Linked DNA regions of Homo sapiens: region 2 is linked to region 1. The links are chromatin contacts, found by Hi-C or POLR2A ChIA-PET in ENCODE. All regions are on one chromosome and are shown on one strand. Each heading gives the region's core, a stretch centred on a gene start or an enhancer-like site at or near the end of the contact. The rest is flanking DNA. Distances are from core to core; before and after follow the strand shown.

The links. Hi-C counts contacts between places; a loop is a spot of excess contacts on that map. ChIA-PET counts read pairs that join two places held with the same protein, here RNA polymerase II (POLR2A). Pooled maps may share reads with other maps.
Region 2: a loop to region 1 is called in a pooled map, with 4 times the contacts of the local background. The contact joins two enhancer-like sites. A Hi-C loop is called at or near these places in 8 of 50 pooled maps. POLR2A ChIA-PET finds 5 or more read pairs at or near these places in 3 of 52 experiments (K562, activated CD4-positive, alpha-beta T cell and activated T-cell).

What each region holds. Positions count from the first base shown.
Region 1 is chr4:139,733,049-139,738,762 of GRCh38, forward strand. The region is part of intron 2 of MAML3 (mastermind like transcriptional coactivator 3); the gene reads right to left. It also overlaps a transcript of MGST2 not described here. Among named protein-coding and RNA genes, the nearest start is that of MGST2, 70 kb to the left of the region's middle. RefSeq lists a silencer at 1,920-2,039. Within about 2 kb of position 1,268, at least 28 of the 41 ENCODE cell types and tissues checked have a DNase peak (open chromatin) inside an H3K27ac peak, as active enhancers do.
Region 2 is chr4:139,949,921-139,955,649 of GRCh38, forward strand. The region is part of intron 1 of MAML3 (mastermind like transcriptional coactivator 3); the gene reads right to left. Among named protein-coding and RNA genes, the nearest start is that of MAML3-AS1, 180 kb to the right of the region's middle. Within about 2 kb of position 1,336, at least 2 of the 41 ENCODE cell types and tissues checked have a DNase peak (open chromatin) inside an H3K27ac peak, as active enhancers do.

The DNA.
Region 1 (5,714 bases), core at 18-2,517:
CCCCCAAATATTTGCTACCTGTTTTCCAAGCCCTTCCTTCCAGTGAAATAAAGCTGTTTCTTGGCACCTTTAGGGACAAATGGCTGATTGGCTTTACACTTTAACAAATGAATTCACACTGACATATAAACAGCCAATCAGCAAAAATGCAGATATGTAGTTTGTTTTTTCTGTCTCAGTATATTTGATACTTTCCAGTTTTGATAAGGAGGAGAGAGTTGGAAAGAAAATGAGGCCCAAGGGAAGATAAAGTTTTCTTCAGCTTGATTTTTTGAGAGGGTTGGTCTGGGATGGCCCTGTTTATCTTTGTGCACTTTGAGATATGCTTGTCCTGTGTGACCAGCCCGCACAGCTGGGGAAGTGGTAAGGAGTGAAGAAGTGTTGCTTTCCCAGCCTCCTCTCCACTGGGAAAAGAAAGAGAGAGGCAAATGGGGTGACGACGATACATCAAACCACTTTTTGCCCGTGTCTTCCTGGGCCAAGAAGAAATACTTCAAAAGCACAGTGTGAAAAAAAAAAAAAAAAAACCCTCCCAAAGGGATAGGATTATGTATTTCCCCAAATAATTCCCTCCCAGAGGTTTTGCCTTCAGGCTTCTCACTGAAGACCTACAGGCAGGAAGGGCTGTATGTATTATTTTATGATTATTTTTTAGAGACAGGGTTTCACTCCGTTGCCCAGGCTGGGGTGCAGTGGTATGATCATAGCTCACTGCAACCTCCAACTCCTGGGCTCAAGCAATCTTCCTGCCTCAGCCTCCTGGGTAGGTGGGGGACTACAGGTTTAAGCCACCATGCCCTGCTAATTTTTAAATTCTTTGTATAGATGGGTTGTTGCCCATCTGTGTTGCCCAAGCTGGTCTTGAACTCCTGGCCTCAAACAATCCTCCTGCCTTGGCCTCCCAAAATGTTGGGATTACAAGCATGAGCCACTGCTCCCAGCCACTATGTGCATTCTTAAAGGACTGCCTTCCATACGAAACATCTTTAGTTCGCAACAAAGCTCTGCGGCATTCAACAGTGGATGAGAGACACCTACAGCCCCCGACTCTGAGGTGTATTCCAAAGTGTGAAAATGTACTCAGTGACTTGACTTACACATTAAGCTGGCCGAGGCCACTAACATAATACATGGCTTCTTTTAACCTCCAGTCTCAGAGGGCTTAATGAGAAATAGTCTGTCAAATTTCAGGATTTCAAGCCACTGCTCTTGTTTCTAAGAAGGACACACACTGTGTTGTGCAATTAGAGAAAACCAGGCTGAGCTTTCGTCATGCGAGATGTAATGCCTTGAAGCCAAATGATGCAGTATTTTTAGTTGTAATTACTGGCTTGTTCTCCAATCCACTCCTTGCCCAACGACCTCCCTTGCTTCTCCCAAGAATCTTAATACAGTTTCTTCCCCTCAAAAATCCAACTGTGGCTACATAGATCTTCACTACTCGCCCAACCCTCTGACTCTTCAGTAAAATAAAGGGAGGAGAAAGAAATCAAAACCAACGAACCTATTTTACATATCTTCCCCTCCAGGGAAAAGATCTTAGCAATTTTCTAAAGGCTAGAGTGAGGTAGGAGGTGTCAAAAGCACCCTTACCTCCCCCAAACAGGCAGTTTTCGACTTCAAAAAACAGTTGTGGTAAAAATATCTCCCAAGAACAGCCAGCTGTTTATTTATAAATCTGTGCGTAGGGAAGCTTTATTTTTCTGAAGTGTTTTCAAGAACATGCATAGTGTTTGGGTGAGAGGGGCCAGCCTTGCTGGCGGCGAACCAAAGAGCAGGGAATCACAAAAGACGGCCGGCGGCGAGCAGGCTGGGGTGACGGGGACCCCGTGGATAACGGGCTTGAGGACGCCCAGGGCTTCAGCCTTTTCCAGGCGTCCCTCGCCGGGGCAACGCAGAGCAGCTGCCGTTCTTCCCGCGCCCCAGCAGATGGTGGTGTCAGCCCGGCCTCGTGCCCGGCCGCCGCTGCGCCCGCGCCCCCTCCCCTCGCAGATGGCTTAATCAGGGCTCCCGCCCGCCCCTCCGCGGCCCCCGCCCCGCGCGTCTGGGCGAGCGCTGCGAACGTGGAGCCAGGCAGTCAAGTGTTACTGCGTACAGCAGGTAGCCTGGCAACTGAGAGCACAATACCGAGCAGATGGTGTTCGCACGGCGTGATGGACATCACACACGACAGCCTGAGACAATCCAGGAATTCCCTGGTGACTCGAGGCCCTCTTTGCACAAAATGAGTTCTCTCTCCATTGCCGTGTATCTCTGGGGTTATCTGCCCCCCTCCTCCGACTGACACTGAACTGGTTTCTCATTACCGACTTTTCTTCCAGCCGGAGGGGAGGAAGAATTCAAGTGGGGGAGGGCGCGGGAAGGGGACGTGGAGGGAAACGGAAGGGCTGGGAGTGGGGTAGGGGGGCAGTGGCGACCTCCGGGGGGGGAGGGTGGCGGACACCAGACCCCAGGGCCGACAGCCCGGGAGGGACCGGGTTCCAGGACCCCAGCTGCACAAAGCCGGCCCGGGGAGGGGGCGATAAGGAGCGAGCCTCGGGTCGGCCCGGCACCGCTGCTTCGGCTCAGAGTCCTTGCAATCGCTTGGCCTACGAACAACCTAAATGAAATTTAGGGTTTTATTGAAAAAGTCCCCTGGGGCCTAATTTAGCCTCTCGACTCCAGCCTATATGCTTACAAGTCCTCAGGGGACTCCGGCTAGGAAGTCAGGAGTGGGGCCCGTGCGTCCCCGGCAGGACCTAGACTGCCTCTCGGCGCAGGCGGCCCTAACAAAGAAGCCCACGAGGCGGTCCCGGGCGCGGGCAGGGGCGGTGCGGCGGCGCTCGGGAGACCCGCGAGGGGCCCTGGAGGTCCTCGGCCCGCGCGCGCCGCTCGGGAGCCCGCGAGGCTGCGGTGTGCTCCAGCGGGCGCATTTCCCAGGCCCCGCCACATCGTGTGTGTTAGTGGCTGGGAAGGACACGAGGACAGAGATGAGGATTGTTCGTGGCAGGAAAGAGTAAAAATAAATCAATGCATAAACAAAAAGGATGCCCCAGAAAACCTGTGCTTTTCAGACACACACACACATACACACACACTCACTCACTCACTCACTCTGAATTGGGTCAAGTAAAAAAAAATTTTTTTTAAAGGAAGGAATCTTTAGCCCAACTGGGATTTCGACGAAATTGTATATATCAAAAGATAGCTACATCCAACCTCTCACCAGAATCCAGAGGCTTTCTCCTGCAAAGATACTATTGAAAGTTTTATTAGTAAGTTTGAGAAGGCGAAAGTATGTATCAGAGGTGAAAGCTAACATGACAATTGCTTGGCCAAAGAGCGCAGCAGTTTTATGTTATTGAGCAGCACAGGATGAATCGAACACCCACGATGGCTAGACAGAGGCGCCTGGCTGTGACTCCCAGAGGTTCAGGCAAGCCATCTGACCTCTCTCAGTCCCCACCCCCTGAAATGAAAACCATACTCATAAGACTCCTTGACAATGGAAATTTTGGAGGTGACATAGTTAATGAAGTGTCATAGAAAGGAAATAGCTAAGAATACTCTAAAACCTCCCCATTCCCAGTATGGGCAATTTGGGAAAAATGAGTAACTAAAAATTAGGGGTTCTCAAAGTGTGGTTCCAGGATCAAATGCATTAGTCCCCACCTGGGAGCTTGTTAGAAATGCAAATTCCCAGGCTCCCCTCTAGGCCTCCTGAATTAGAACTTTTGGGGGTGTTTTAACAAGCTCTCCAGGTGGTTACGATGTCCCATAGAGAATCATTGGGGCAAATAATCCTGTGCCCTGATTAGATTGCAAAGCTGCACTTTCAAAAGCAAGTCAGGGTGCTGAGTTGCTTAGTTTCTATTGCAAAATTTCCTGCTTTGGAACAAAATTTTCAAAATTTTCAGAGGGTTGCTCAGGCCAGTGATGTTTGCAATGCAAACCCAAGAATTCTGAAAGGAGCCCATGGCTGAAAGGAGCCAATTCTTCCAGGACGGACTACTCCAGTTGCAACTGTGCTGTGGAGGCTGAGGAGCATCCATGACTGAGGAAGGGCGAGTCCCCTATAATGCCCTTGCTAAGGGGAGCATCAGACATCCCTAGACTTACAAGTCCCTCGTGTAATAAGGTGAACTATGGAAAGCTATGATTTGAGGAAAGTTCCCTCTGATTGAAAGAGTTCTTCAAATATGAAGAATGTAACACTTATGGGGCACCTACTCATTGCAAAACACTCTACTAGGGGCTTTCACCTGTATGTTTAACTCATTTTGTTGATTTTTTTTTTTTAAGCCCAAATTTCTGAGAGGTTAAGGAACTTGTCTGGTGGTGGCGTCTCTGGGATTCTGACTTTTCCACTGACCATAACATGCATCTGGTCTAAATTGAGCGGACCACCCAGGAGGATGTTGGAATAAAAAGAAATGGGAAGGGGGTGGGGAGAGGAATGGGCATAGAATAAAAAGGTAGAAACCCTTGGGATCAAAGGATGCAACTGAAAGAGCACCAAAATATGCATCATTTTTTTTAATATGTTGTCTGGTACCCAAAATTGGGATGCCTCTGTGGTATCAACTTTGACATTTAAAGAAAGGGCATAAGATTAGATCATTCAACCATAAGTGGAAGGAAGAAACAAAATAAAATAAAACCTTACAATTCCCTTTGAAGTTGATCAGGTGTCAAGGCAGTGATTTGGTTTTCTTTTACAAACTTTCTTTTTCCAGAAAAATTTTTACTGTGGGTTTGGAGAGGTGTTTACAATAAATTCATAGCAGAGCTCCAAAAGGGCCCACCCCATCTAATATCCTCTGTCTCAGCAGATTATTGAAGAAGATTGGATTAAAAGGTTTGTTTTGTGATGTGTGATGGTTGTGTCCCCAAGATGATTGAGTTTGAGGCAGAGTTCATCAATTTAGGAGGCTTATCACTGAAGCAGCAATAACTTGGGGCCCAATGCGAAGGCTGCTAAATGGGTCCAGCAAAGCTCTTGGTTCAGCTTCTAGAAAGGAACAGTGTACATTGGGGGAACCCCACAGGCCTGGGTAGAAACTCAGCTCCACCATGGGCCCAGTGACTGGCACATAACAAACAGCTTGTGGTTGTTATTCTTACTGCCGAAACCTCTTGATCATGCAGGGCATCCTTCAGGGTGAGGGAAGTGCTGTGTTTCTGGTGCTAGCTTTAGCTCCTAAAATAAAGGGGAACAAGACTTGTCATGGTCAGGCCAGGCATGGTGGCTCACGCCTGTAATCCCAGCACTTTGAGAGGCTAAGGCGGGTGGATCACCTGAGGTCAGGAGATCAAGACCAGCCTGGCCAACATGGTGAAACCCCATCTCTACTAAAATACAAAAATTAGCTGGGCTTGGTGGCGTGTGCCTGTAGTCCCAGTTACTCAGGAGGCTGAGGCAGGAGAATTGCTTGAACCTGGGAGGCGGAGGTTGCAGTGAGCCGAGATTGCACCACTGCACTCCAGCCTGGGCACAATACAGCGACACTCTGTCTCAAACAAACAAAAAAAAGGTCTTGGTCCCCATTATTTTAGGAGCTAAATGCTTAATTGATAGGGCAATTACTTAAAAAATATACATTTTGCCGATTCCTTCCTCTGCTGCCCAATTGCTGGGGAACATTTGAAAAACAATGCAGAAAAGTATAGATAGAAAAAAAGGTACAGAGAAAAAAAAATGCAGAAAAGTATAGATAGAAAAAAAGTATACAGAA
Region 2 (5,729 bases), core at 86-2,585, 220 kb after region 1:
TGAGTTGAACACCTGAAGAGCAAAGACAGGTTTCCCAAAGAAGCAGCATTCTGCCTTCGGACTGCAACACAGAAAACCTGCCTATGCTTCCAGCCTGCAGATTTTGGACTCAAGACTGCAATATTAACGATTTTTTTTTGGAGACAGTCTTGATCTGTTGCCCAGGCTGGAGTGCAGTGGTGTGATCTCAGCTCACTGCAACCTCCGCCTCCCAGGTTCAAGCAATTCTCCTGCCTCAGCTTCCTGAGTAGCTGGGATTACAGATGCACACCACCATGCCCGGCTAATTTTTTGTATTTTTAGTAGAGACGGGGTTTCACCATGCTGGCCAGGCTGGTCTCAAACTCCTGACCTCGTGATCTGCCTGCCTTGGTCTCCCAAAGTGCTGGGATTACAGGCATGAGCCACCATGCCTGGCCAATATTAACTCTTAACTTGAATTTCTAGCCTGGTAGTCTGGTCTACAGATTTTGGACTTGCCAGCCCCCACAGTCAAATAAGCCAGTTCTTTAAAATGAATTCTCTCTTTATCCTCTATTTGTTCTGTCTCTAGAGGACTCTGATTAATACAACCAGCACCTCCCTCCTATCACCTTTTTCACAGGAGACCCTCAGTAGAGAGTCCTGTAGATCAAGCCTCCATCCTGATTGCCCATTGTAGTTCTTATAAGAAAAGATAAAGTTGGCCACTTTCCATTACAGCACACAAACTAGCAACCTTTCTGGAACTGGGTAACACATTCTCCCGGGTTTGACTGTGGTAGATTCTAAACCACACGCCTTCTGTGAATAGTTGTGGTTTGACAAGCTACAAAGACATACAGCCTGGTCTGTGTAAGTCCCCAAGTAGGGGCCCCAGAGACTTGCGGCCACCCTGCTAAGAGTCCTCCAGCCAAGCTCTGCCCAAGGGAACAGCACCACCCACACCATCAAAGCTTTGCCTGCAGCTCTGGGCCAGCCTGAAGGGCTTGAAGAGGCCATCGGGTTACTAAATGGCATTTTGGTCACCTTTTCTTTCCTCCCAAGATCGTGAAGAACAACCTCATTGCCCTAATGACTCCCAACTTCTGTCTGCACGTGGGTTTGATTGTTACAATCACATTTTGCTTACTGCCAATCTCCCATTTCAGCTGTTCAAATTCTAGGAAACCAATATTTATTTCCTTAACAAAAGATCTCAACAAGCCAAGCCTCCTTCTCTCTCTCCCTCCCTCTTTCTTTCTCCCCATCCTACCCAAACCACAAAGCCCTGTTCTTTGTAAAGGGCCTGTGCTGGGAGCTAGAAATGTGTCACACCAAGAACATCCACCATTGCCCAAAGCTGTTTTCCTTGTGGCTTCTTCAGTAGCAGCCACGCTGCCTTCAGTGTTGACAGTCAGCAATTTTGAATGTGCTGACATGGAGAACAGTGACCACAGAGTCAATGCACACCAGCAAGGAAGAGAAAACAAATGCGGAAATGGAAAGGTGATGCTGGGCCTCTGTCTTTCCCTGCTTCTGGAGGCCCACCAGTGAGGTCACAGGTTGGCCTGTGGAGGCCTGGAGGGCAGGGAGCACAGGCAGCCTCACCTCTTTCTGCTGTTTCCCTGCCATCACAACTTGGTCCCCGCATTTCTATTTTGGGGGCTGACGCATGCAGAGCTGTGGAGGAGGGAGCCATTCCCTCTACCACCTTAGGTCCCTCTCCTTGCAGCTGGCTCCTACCAAGAGGAGAGAGGAAAGGGTCAGCTGTGGCTTCTCGGCAGCTCTGTGAACTGCTCTCTCCAACACTGAACTCAACAAATGTTCTTTACATTGCTAATTTGTTTTTGTTCTTTTTTTTTTTTTGTCTCCAGTAGCAGGAAAGTTTGGTAAGCAAAAAAAGATCCCAGAAAATTTCTGGGTAGCAAGTCTAGTATTAAGGGGGGCCAAGGGGTGAAGAAGGATGGAGCCATTAAATTAAAGCTTACGAAGGGCTATTAGGCTGCGTGCAGTGGCTCACACCTGTAATCCTAACACTTTGGGAGGCTGAAGCGGGCAGATCACTTGAGGTCAGGAGTTTGAGACCAGCCTGGCCGCCATGGTGAAACCCTGTCTCTACTAAAAATACAAAAAATTAGCCGTGTGTAGCGGCGGGTGCCTGTGATCCCAGCTACTTCAGAGGCTGAGGCAGGAGAATCGCTTGAACCCAGGAGGCAGAGGCTGCAGTGAGCCGAGATCGTGCCATTGCACTCCAGCCTAAGGGACAAAAGCGAAACTCCATCTCAAAAGACAAACAAACAAAAAGAAGGGCCATTATAATATCACTATAATGCTTTATAGGCAGACTGTGAGTTGGGGATTCTGGAATCCCTCTTTTCTTGGCTCTATCTGGGTTAGATAATAGGGAAGTTATTTAGTTCGAGGTGGTTCAATGTATGAAGTGATCAGGTAGGCAGGGGGTCTCTCTGTCCAGAGATATGCAGTGGGGCAGTTCTGGGACCTGGGGTTACACATGAGCAGGGACAAAAGCTGAACTTAATGTTTGGCCTCCTGCGTAAAATAGTGCTTCTCAAACTCTGCAGTTTATAGACCACACCTGGGGTGTAAAAATCCCTACCAACCTCGGACTGTCCTCACATGTGCCAAGAGGAAAACAAAATCCCATCCACTGCAGTTAAAAAAAAACAAAACCAAGTACATTTGGGGGGAATAAAAATTGCAGCAGAAATGGCTAGTGGCCCACCAAAGATGTCTGCACCCTTTCAGCTGTGTAAATTTGATGCTGGTGAGTGGCTGCCCAGCCAAGGACTGCATTTCCCACCTCCTCTTGCTCTAGAAGGGGATATATGACTTAGTTCTTGACAAAAGACTGTGGACAGAAATGATGTGTGCCATTTCTAGGCTTGGCCCATAAAAACCTGGCTTGGCACATTAAAGTCAGGACTCCCCCAAATCCCCTAGGCTATCTCTTTTCTCACCAACCAGCTGGAAGCAAAAGATTCCAAGATCCGTGGAGGAGCTACAAGGTGGAAGGAGCTCGCTGCCTGTCCAAAAAATGCCTGGATTTGGACTGTTGGATGACAGAGAAAAAAACTCATATTTGAGGTCACTGGGGATTTCAGGGTTTCTCTATCACAAAAGTTATTTTAACTGCACAAAATCACTAAGTGATGTCAGAGGGAAATTATTAATTAGGCACAATGACATAGATGTTAAACGTGGTATGCTATTATTTGGGTTTTTAAAAAAGAATGTGCCTACATATACACTTCTATATGCTTGAGACGTCTCTGGAAGAAAACGCTAGAAAATAGTAACAGTGGGTGCCTTTGGGGAAGGAAACTAGGAGACAGGAAGAAAGGGGTAGAAAAGAGATTTATCTCTCACCGTATTTTGTTTTTAGCCTTTTGAATTTGTATCGTAGGCATATGTTAACCGCTCAAAAGTTACATTTAATGAAACAACTTTGTGCGGTGGCTCATGCCTATAATCCTAACAATTTGAGAGGCTGAGGCGGGTGGATCACTTGAGGTCAGGAGTTTCAGACCAGACTGGCCAACATGGTGAAACTCCATCTCTACTAAAAATACAAAAATTAGCACGGCATGGTGGCAGGTGCCTGTAATCCCAGCTACTCAGGAGGCTGAGGCAGGAGAATTGCTGAACCTGGGAGGCTACAGTGAGCTGAGATGGCGCCAATGTACTCCAGCCTGGGTGATAGAGCGAGACTCCGTCTCATAAAAAAGAAAACAAAACACAAGTTCTAAAAGAATCCAGTTTTTAGATCAGCAGGAGAATGCTTATGCACACTACTACTAGTCCCCAGGGCCTTTTTCGAAACCAGTGGTACAAAGTGTTGACATTTAAAAATACATAAAAGTGTACTTTCTTTGAAAACTCAAGGGAGGGGTAGCAGTAGCTGCTATTCCTATACTGCATCTGAATTCTTGGGGTTAACTTTCTCATGCTCTTAGAGACTCTCCTTTCATTCCAACGGCGACAGGAGGCTGATAGCAGAGAGGAGTCAGGGGTTGCTTCTTCTATTAGATCAATTTATTCCTAAATGTAGGTACCACAAGTCAACCACACACCTTCATAAAAAGGATTCTTGGGCATCTTTCCTGAAAATTCTAATTCAGTAGTTCTGAGGTGGAGCTCAGGAAACCAAATTGTTCACAAGTGTCAGTTGACTCTTGTGCTCAGGCACACTTGAGAAACCCTGTTCTCATTTGTCCATGTGTCCTCCCTGCCACCTTGGATAAGTTGCTTCACTTTCATATTTTATATCCTTAGAATACAGACAATGAGATTTACGACCTAGGAAACTCAAACGTGTCTGCTGAGACTAGGTGATGCCTGTGAAAATGGCTGAACCCCCTGCAAAATGACATTATATACAAGTGCCAATTATGATTATAATTACTATTGTTAGCTTGTGCTTTGGGGATTGCTATTTTGTGTTTTAAAATTCACTTTATCAAAAATACTTCATTTTAAAAAGAAAAGGTGGGATAGAAAACATGTCTGTGTTTCCGTGGAACACCTTTGTCAGAATTTCTGCTGTGTTGCTAGGTGTTTAGCAGGGAGTCCGCATCAGTGGGTCTTCCACCCATGACAAGTACAGCTGCTTCCAGAATGCACGGAGTGGGGAATAAGCCATAAGGGAAGCCCTGCATTAAGGTGAGTCCAGAGGCTGGAGCCAAGGCAGCTCAAACACAAGGAAATCCAGGCAGCAACTGGTCTATGGCAGACTGCTTTATGGAACGGGGGTGGATGCAAGAGATTCACTTTGCGTAAGAAGTGTCTTTATTTTTGTTTTTTTGAGATGGGGTCTCACTACATTGCCCAGGCTGGTCTCAAACTACTAGGCTCGAGGAATCCTCCCTTCTCAGCCTTTCGAGTATCTGGGATTACAGGCACATGTCATTACCCAAATACTCTGATGTGATCATAACGTAGTTTATGCATGTAACCAAATAGTACCTGTATACCATAAATATATACAAAAATAATGTATCGATAAAAATTTTTAAAAATTAAAGAATAACAATGATAATAATAAAAGAAGCGATAATGATAATAATAATGGGAAAGAAAGCTAACATCTACCATTTTTTTAAAAGCAGGAGAAATGTCTTAAGGAGTCTTAGGCTGGCCCTGGACAGTTCTATTTTCTGCTCAGCTTGCAGGTCTAGTCTTTATCTCTGAATATTCTAAGATCTTTGGGACTAAAAGGCCATCCAACCCCAACCCCTCAATGTTACTCAGAGTCCCTGATTGCAAATTTTTTCTACATCAATTATCCAAAAATAGAGAAAAGGGAAACTAAATAGATGCTTATTCCCTGGGAAATAAACTGAGTGGATAATAAAACTTTAGGTTGATTTGCTAAATTTTTAAAATATCTTAGGAGCAAACCTGATGTTTTCTAAGGAAAACTTTACTTTTTTTTTTAATCTAAAAGTTTCTCTGTACAACAGATTAGGGAGAGAAGGGATAGAGGTATTCAATTTAAATCCTAAGTTTTCCAGTCATCTTTTGGAAGAAACCCCAAATTTTAAAAGGTCAGGTCCAAAAAGGATAAGGTGAACATGATCTACTGTGATTACAATTGTTTCTTTCTTCTTTTTAACAACTGACTCATGTATCAAGTGCTACTTACATTTGTTTTCTCTTTTTTCATCATTCTCAAAAAAATGAAATGCTCTGGCTGCAATTTTATTATGAAATGTGCTTAATTCCAAATGGGTCCCATGCATTACACAGTC